Regions from separate parts of the Homo sapiens genome. Here regions 2 and 3 are each linked to region 1. Evidence: chromatin loops called from intact Hi-C (ENCODE). Cell type or tissue: heart right ventricle. All regions are shown on one strand.

Region 1 (2,500 bases):
AATAAAGAGAGTTTTGCAGAAGAAGGGATTTGCGGAGAATATAGAACAAAGTTCCAGTGCAAGAGGGTTGAGGAAATCAGAAAGCAACTAGTTTTCTAAATTAAAGGGAAACCACATACAGACTCTGGATGAATTCAAAGGCATTTAAAGGCTGGGCTTTTTTTCTTTAAGTATCATTTTCATTTGCACAGATTTCCCAAGCAATCCACCTGGCTGACTTTACTCTTCTCTCATCCATATGGAGGTCTCTGGCTAAGTCCAAGGAGCTATAAACAAAAAAATACAAATAAGAACTGTGTAAACAGGAAGTCAGGCTCCCAAGCGAGAAATGTGTCTAGTAAACGATGTGACAACACTAAGGAGTCATTGTAGCACTCCTTGCTCTGATCTTATCCAGCTCTTTCATTTCTGTAAATGTGCCTGCGTAAACCAGCACCCCAGCCAACAGCCTATTGCAGGGGAAAGACACCTGCCTAGCCTCCCTCTTATTCCTCCATCACTTAGTCTGTCCCGAGATGTCATTGTCAGGCATTGGAAATTACAGAGTCAATCTGCCCTGCCTGTGATGGACTCCGTGTGAATACATCTCTTATGTGTGTTTCACACGCACGATCTGGTCAACACCCAGTGTTCTTTTTTCTCCTCCCTCCTCCCATCACCATCATCCACACGTGGCCATTCACCTCACAGTCTGGTATCTGGGGCCAACCTTACCTCTCAGGGGAGAGACTGATTTGATTTGCTCTTCACCCTGAACAAGGAGACCTTTCATTTAAAAAGGGAAGATGCTTTATTTCCCTGTGAATTAGAATAATGAAATATTTCTTGTAAACCTGGGAATTAAAATGGAGACAATATGAGTCCTTCAGTTTCTTTTATTGGTCTTCAGAGGTGAACGTGGGAGCAGTTGTAAATATGCATCAGGGTATCTCCTGGTCTGATGGTATTGAAACTCCATTCACAGCAATGCTAAGTGTCGCTGCCGGATTTGTCTCCAAGAGCTCCCTCCCATTTCTTCCCACCCTCTACCTCGCTTCCAGCTCCCTACCCTGGTTACAGTGACTTTGAAACTAGTAAGAAGCATTTTGAGGTGACACTCGAGTAGCTGTGTGGTCTGGAATGCATTATAATGTTATGTCTCAATTACAATATTCTTTGGTTGATACACAAGGCAGGCACAGCCAAGATCCAGCCTTAGGGCGCACTGCCACCTCCTGGAAAACCCTCTGTGTGCGGCGCCTGCTATCATCCTTCCTCCAATGCCACCAACCAGAAAACAAGCACTTGTTCATGGCCTTCTGTCTTTAGAATCCAAGATCTGGGCACACCTAGCCATCTTCTCCTGTCCCTTCAAATTGGAATGTACTAATTCCTGAAGGAAGTGAAAATGTGTTGCATTGTCTTTTCTTTTTTTCTTTTTTTTGGAGACAGAGCCTCGCTCTGTCGCCCAGACTGGAGTACAGTGGCATGATCTCGGCTTATTACAACCTCCACCTCCTGGGTTCAAGCGATTCTACTGCTTCAGCCTCCCGAGTAGCTGAGATTACAGGCATGAGCCACCACACCTGGCTCACCTGGCTCATCTTTTATATTTTTGGTAGAGAAAGGGTTTCACCATGTTGGCCAGGCCGGTCTCCAATCCTGACCTCAAGTGATCTGCCCGCCTCAGCCTCCCAAAGAGCTGGGATTACAGGCATGAGCCACCGCACCCGGCTGCATTGTCATCTTAATTACAAACAAGTAACTAGGTTGGGGAAGCCACTGGTGCAGAGATCCGTGATCATTACTCTCACCTTCTGCTCCTGAGGCTGGTAACAGACGCTGCTTACTGTAAATGAGTGCCTGGCACCAGTAGGATCCTGCCCTCGGGATCTCTGGAAGAAGTGCCAACATTATTTACATCATTATGCCTAGCGTTCCATTATTGCAACGCTAACCATGTGGAAGTTATTTATATCCCACTGCTCAAGGTCATTGCCAAGGTCTGATGGCAAAAATTCAAAAAATTGCAACCTCAGGCATAAATGGGTTAAGGACTGGACCAAGGACTTGGAGCAGAAGTCACATGCACAGGCAGAGTGTTGGAGTGGAGGAAGCCCTGAGTTCTTCGGCCCTATTGCTATGTGGTGATTGTTTGAGATTCCACCTTACCAGCATGTTGAGATGTCTAATGAGATATTTTCAGAAAACACCAAAGACACAGAAAAGCACCTATAGGTTTCCATTTAGACTCACAGCAAATGAAGACCAGCACACACAACTGTGTCTTCGAAGCAACCCTGCTGACTAGAGGAGGCTAGCTGTCAGGTTTTGGCTAGAAAAGCAAAAATACATCTGGGGAGATATCAGTCCCATCATCATGAAAAATAATGGGATAACATTTCTCTATCAACAGCTTTCCTTTAAAATAACAAAAATATGATTATCAGGCAAATAAGAACATATTCTCATTAATTGAATTGATTGATTTCAGTTAATTACCTGAATTGCTTAAATTCAA
Region 2 (2,500 bases), 150 kb before region 1:
ATCTCACTTTCAGTGCAGATCCAGCCCTTTGCACTTCCCAGTAGTATGGGTAGGATTATTTTTATTGACTCTTTAAGATGTGAATTTCATTTTGTCCGTGGAAGTGTAATGACCAAAGCAGGGCCATCTAATGGAACTTGCTTTCAATCTGTATGTAACAAGTGGGATTTCCACCAGTGAGTGCCAACCTGAATAGGGGCCTGGTTGGGAGATGAGGGCATAGGAGATGAGGGGATAGCATACAGGAGCATCTTCTAGGCCCCAGCTCTGCATAAGCAGTGTTGTCTCTTGACTATTCAGAAGCTGTAATTTAGTTATAGTCCAGTGGCCAAGTAATAGTGAGCAATTCTTCTTAAGGGCTCTCTGCAACTGTGGGTAGAGGCCAGGCCAACAGACTCCCAGTCAGTATGTCCTGCAGAGTAACATCTGGAAAAACAACTCTAAACCAAGTTAGAGAAGCCTCTCTGTGCATGGGCCATCATGTCCCTAATGGTCGCATTGAATTTTGAGGATCACAGACATAATGAATGAGGAAAATGCATTTCCAAGTTGTTGGAAGTGTAGGGGAACCCAGTGCCTTCCTTCAAGCGGTGTGAGGCCTGGGCCATAGCTACCAGCTCTGCCCAGGTTATGTGACTTTAAAGCTCACTTTGATGGTTAATTTAGATTTGAGTTGTTTTGGGAATTTCTTTTATGCACTGCAACTAAGGAATCCTTGGAAGATGAAAGGGGTATTTGAGGCTGCTTTGCATCATGTGCCTGGGGAAAGTAATTTCAAAGACATCACCCTCTCCCCAGGCCTTTAATCTTGTCTCCTTTCTCCCCCTCCAACATCCTCACCACCCACCTCCCCAAGGAAACATATGCAAACAAATATTTTCTTTGTTTGTTGAAAATAGGAGAAGAGAAACATGGAAGAGGTTTTGATAGAAATTTTTCAGCTTTCATGTTTGTTTAGATTTAAATTAGTTTTCACAGCATTGTCTCTCAAAATTTACAAATTACCAGAGGGAAATATATAACTTGGTTTCAGCTCTAGCAACCAGTAGATGTGAGAAACAGTGGAAAGCAATGCAGTCTTAACATTTGTTGTAGTCCCCTGGTTATTTCATGGAGTTCAGCAATCCTGACAGTAATGTGTAATGCTATTGTACCTCTGGGGTGTGCTATTGTTGTGGGTTTTCTTTTAACCTAATAGCTTAAAAAAAATGCAGTAAGATTTTCACTCATACTGTCTACTTGATTATCCACATTTTCTAGATGAAATTCTTTCTCTCCTAATATTTCCTGGTCATGAAAGGCAAGAAAAAGTGAACATATGCTTAATATCTTGTTAGGAATCACTCTCTAGGTCTCCCAAGGTGGATGCTTGCACTGGTTCATGCATCCTTTCTGCCACGAGGTAGATTCAGTGTTACCGTCTTCTTCCTCAAGCCTATTTATAATGTTGAAACCCAGGAAGGCAGGCAACAAGGTTCAGATGCTTGGCATCTGAGATTGTCTCATGGACTTCCTGAGTTTATTAAGCATAGTACATCTTTTTCCTCCTCCTCCAACTCCTGTCAAAAATGTACCAGATCTCCCTGGCCATGCTTCCCACATCTTTTCCTGTCTTTCAATTCTGACTTAATTTTGAAAGCCTAGGAATGTGTCAGAATCATTACATCATATTATTCTTTGAAGAGAAAGAGAGTCACAAAGTTCCCATCAGTATCAGTCTTTGCAATCCAGATTTTCAAGTTGGTTTCTGGAGTCAGAGAATCTGCCTTTTTTGCTAAAAAGTGATATGTAAACACGTCTAGTAAGTTAGAAAAGAATGAGTATTTTAGAGGGTGGCTTGAAGAAAGAAGGCCACACATTTCCCTCCTAACAGTAGCTTGTTTTGTGTCACTCTGAATTTCCATTCTGGGATGTTTGAAGATTTCAAAGCACAAAAAAGCTAATTAAACTTTGGGACCCTCCCAGGAGAAAGGCAAGGGGTTTGTTTCTCTCTTTCTTTACTTGAAACTCTTTGGGGACTGTGACACCATGGTTAATAGCATGTGACAAAAACCACACAATAAATGTCAGAAAGGGCTCCCATGGGCAGCCAAGTGCAGTTTACCTGCTTGTGCAATTACTTAGGTGAACATTCTTTCTGGGAACCAAAGTCTGTCCCTTCCTCGCCAGAAGCATCATCCTTCTCACCACCATCATCATCATCCTTCAGATCCAGATCTGATCTCAGAGGAAGCATGACTTTGCAAGTTTCCACATGGTGGAAAGCTGCACTTTCCCATGCTTTTATATCTACATTCTGTCCCCAATTTGTTTAATCTCTTTGTACTTTTAACTCTTGGCCCTTTTAGGCGAGATAGGTGGAATGACTGAGATTAAGGGCAGCTGGCTAAAGGACCACAAATGACTGAAAATTGATTAGAAACATTGAGTGTAGTTGGTGGCCTTTTATTTCGTTGACTCTGTACCAGAAAAAGTCATTAGAAAATTGCAATTTCTTTAT
Region 3 (2,500 bases), 180 kb after region 1:
GATGAAATATTTTTAAAGCACCACATCTAGTAAGGCAGCAGAGAATTAGAAACGGATTTTATTTCTTGTTCTTCAATATAGTAATTGGTGACCTTGAGAAATGCCATTTAACCTTTTCATGTCTCAATTTTCTCATCTATAAATAGATATAATCATCACAAAGACCCGCTGTGAGCAATAGATGAGATAATCTTGAGAGCTCTAAAGCTCTACATATAACAGAAAGGCATTATTGGGATTAGGGCAGAGGATCTGCAGCTCTGCTGTTGCCTTGAACAATTTCCATGATTCTGTGACTCACTTTTACTACCTGCAAAATAGACACCGGAAGGCGTCTCTCCAGTTTTCCTTAGAAGGCAGAGTCTGTATAAGAGAAAAAAGCTGATTTCAGGGTCCAGCAGATTTAATTAGCTGCACAACCATGGGCCAACTCTCGAGTGTTAGAGAGGATAATGATGACTACCTCACAGGGTTGTGAGAATCAAATGTCTTAAAGGAGAACAGTGCTTAGTAAATAGCTAACAGTGCTCAGCCTGTACAATTGTTAGAATCAATATTGGGTTTCCACTGAAAATTACCATGGGGTTACCTTGCCGTTTACTGCCTAGGTCCAGTCATTTCTGAATAAGATTAGTTGCTATGGTTACCTTCCCAAAACACCACAGTTGAAAACGTGTTGGAGATGGGAATCGATGGTAGGAGGCTTTAGCGGAGGACACAAAGCAACTTCAGCCACTGAGACATTTTAATACATGTAAACTCCTTCCCTTGGAAACCTAAGTCACATTTTGCCAAAATGGAAATGAACTCAGGAAGTGGACTTTCAGAAGTTCTGCATTTGGCCAGCCTCCTTCCCCCATCACCAGGCCCTCAAGGACAGGTGCGTTCTGGCCCTGAACCAGCTCCAGAGCATCTCAGTTTCTTACCCCAGGATCTGGCAGTTGGAAAGATGTTGGTTGCCAGGCAGAATTCATCAGATTCACTTCCCAGATGCTATCGCTTCTGATGCCGAAAGAAAAATAGGTTGCCCAGCAATTGAGGTTGGAAAGGACAGGTGTAGCTGAGAAATGCACAGTGTTGCACAGAAAACAATAATGGGTTATTTTTGTTAAAATTCATTAGCATGCATATTTGTATATTCCAGGGGTCCTCACATCCCGCAAACATACTTAGTCTCTGGAGGGGCTAGCACTAACATCCCCGGTTAAAGTGTCCCCCACAGGAGTGTTATAAATGGTATTTGATCTGTCAGAATCAGTCACAGCTCCAACAGCTCTCAGCAAATGAATACAAGTTGGTCTGACCCTGCTTCCTGTTTCCAACTAAAGCAAACCGAAGACCTGAAGAGGCCTCACAGGCAAGAGTATTTTGCACCCGCTCCTAGTGAAAAGACTCTTTTCTGCCTGGTCTTTTTTCCCAGACATCCCAAGGAGCTGTCCTGCTCTTATTTGAAATTCAAACCAGAAGGAAGTCACCTCCGCAAATGCCAAGTGTCCAGCCTCCACTTCCATGATGATTCAGCACCACCTAGGGGCCATTGTCATTCATTTCTTGCCAGGCTCATTTCTTGCCATATTCATTTATTGCCACAATAGAATTCCTTTTTAAGTATTGCAGCTGCACCCGCCACCGCCCCCTCGCCACTGCCATCCACATAAGAAAAGTACAGAAGCTTCTCTACACACATTTTTCAAGACTCGGTTCCAGATCTACTTCAGCTGGAAACTCTGGTCCACTAGCTTAGCACACAAGGATCACTGCTGAGGAGTGTGGTTCACATTTACAATACACCACGGGGACTTCGCTTTATTATTATAAGAACTGCTATAAGCATCTACTACATGACAAGGCATATATAGTTATTTCTAATGTATACAATAGTCCTTCAAATTGGGTAGTAATCCATTTTACAGATGAAGAAACTAAGGCTCTGAGAAGTTAAGCAATTTATCCAGATCCCAAACCAGGGTTGACTTACTCTTTTCACTGTAAAACGCTGTCTCTCTAATCTTACTGTGCGTAGAGCCAACATGGCAGTGAGGGTGCTCATTTTAATGATTCTAAAGCAGAACATTCAAATAAATCTTGTCCTTCAAAGAAGTCACTTTGAAGCCTATTCTGTCATGCCAATAGCTAATGCTCATAACAATTGAGTCTCTGCTATAGGAACTGCCTTCAGAGCTATTTGTGAGCTGCACGACCTAATCTCATTACCTTAAAGTATGTTATATGTTTGAAAAAAATATGGTAGATACCATTGGAGGACTGAAGGATGTGCCATCCCAAAATTTGTATGTTGATTATTTCTAATGGAAAACAATGGAGAAATTCTAGTTTCAGAAAGGAAGAGCTGATCTATATCTTCCTGTATGGAGCAAGGGATAAAGAATCCTCTGGGACGGATACTCTTCGAAGGCCCTGAGATTTATCCATACCAGGATGAGAAAATAGCCCTTATCACCAGAGACTTGGAGGCTGCAAGGAACCCGAATAAACAAAC

Evidence for each region. A loop is a pair of places that touch in the nucleus more often than their neighbours do. Peaks named below come from ENCODE experiments on the same cell type or tissue, not always from the same donor. Only the 100,000 strongest peaks of a DNase experiment are listed, where the experiment ranks them.
Region 2: it touches region 1 in a loop (2.5-fold over the local background); 4 of 110 quality-filtered maps call a loop at or near these places.
Region 3: a loop joins it to region 1, with 10 times the contacts of the local background. A loop is called at or near these places in 76 of 110 quality-filtered maps.

What each region holds. Positions count from the first base shown.
Region 1 is chr2:206,980,621-206,983,120 of GRCh38, reverse strand. No RefSeq gene overlaps it. Among named protein-coding and RNA genes, the nearest start is that of CPO, 42 kb to the right of the region's middle. RefSeq lists a silencer at 1,134-1,283. In heart right ventricle, a CTCF peak has its summit at 1,211 (motif pointing left); a DNase peak (open chromatin) is centred at 1,200; H3K27ac peaks cover 518 bases.
Region 2 is chr2:207,130,869-207,133,368 of GRCh38, reverse strand. All of the region lies in intron 1 of KLF7 (KLF transcription factor 7), which reads left to right. Among named protein-coding and RNA genes, the nearest start is that of MIR2355, 22 kb to the right of the region's middle. In heart right ventricle, a CTCF peak has its summit at 1,159; no DNase peak of the experiment used is centred here; H3K27ac peaks cover 2,500 bases.
Region 3 is chr2:206,799,724-206,802,223 of GRCh38, reverse strand. No RefSeq gene overlaps it. Among named protein-coding and RNA genes, the nearest start is that of MIR3130-1, 18 kb to the right of the region's middle. In heart right ventricle, CTCF peaks have their summits at 1,327 and 1,533 (motif pointing left); a DNase peak (open chromatin) is centred at 1,513.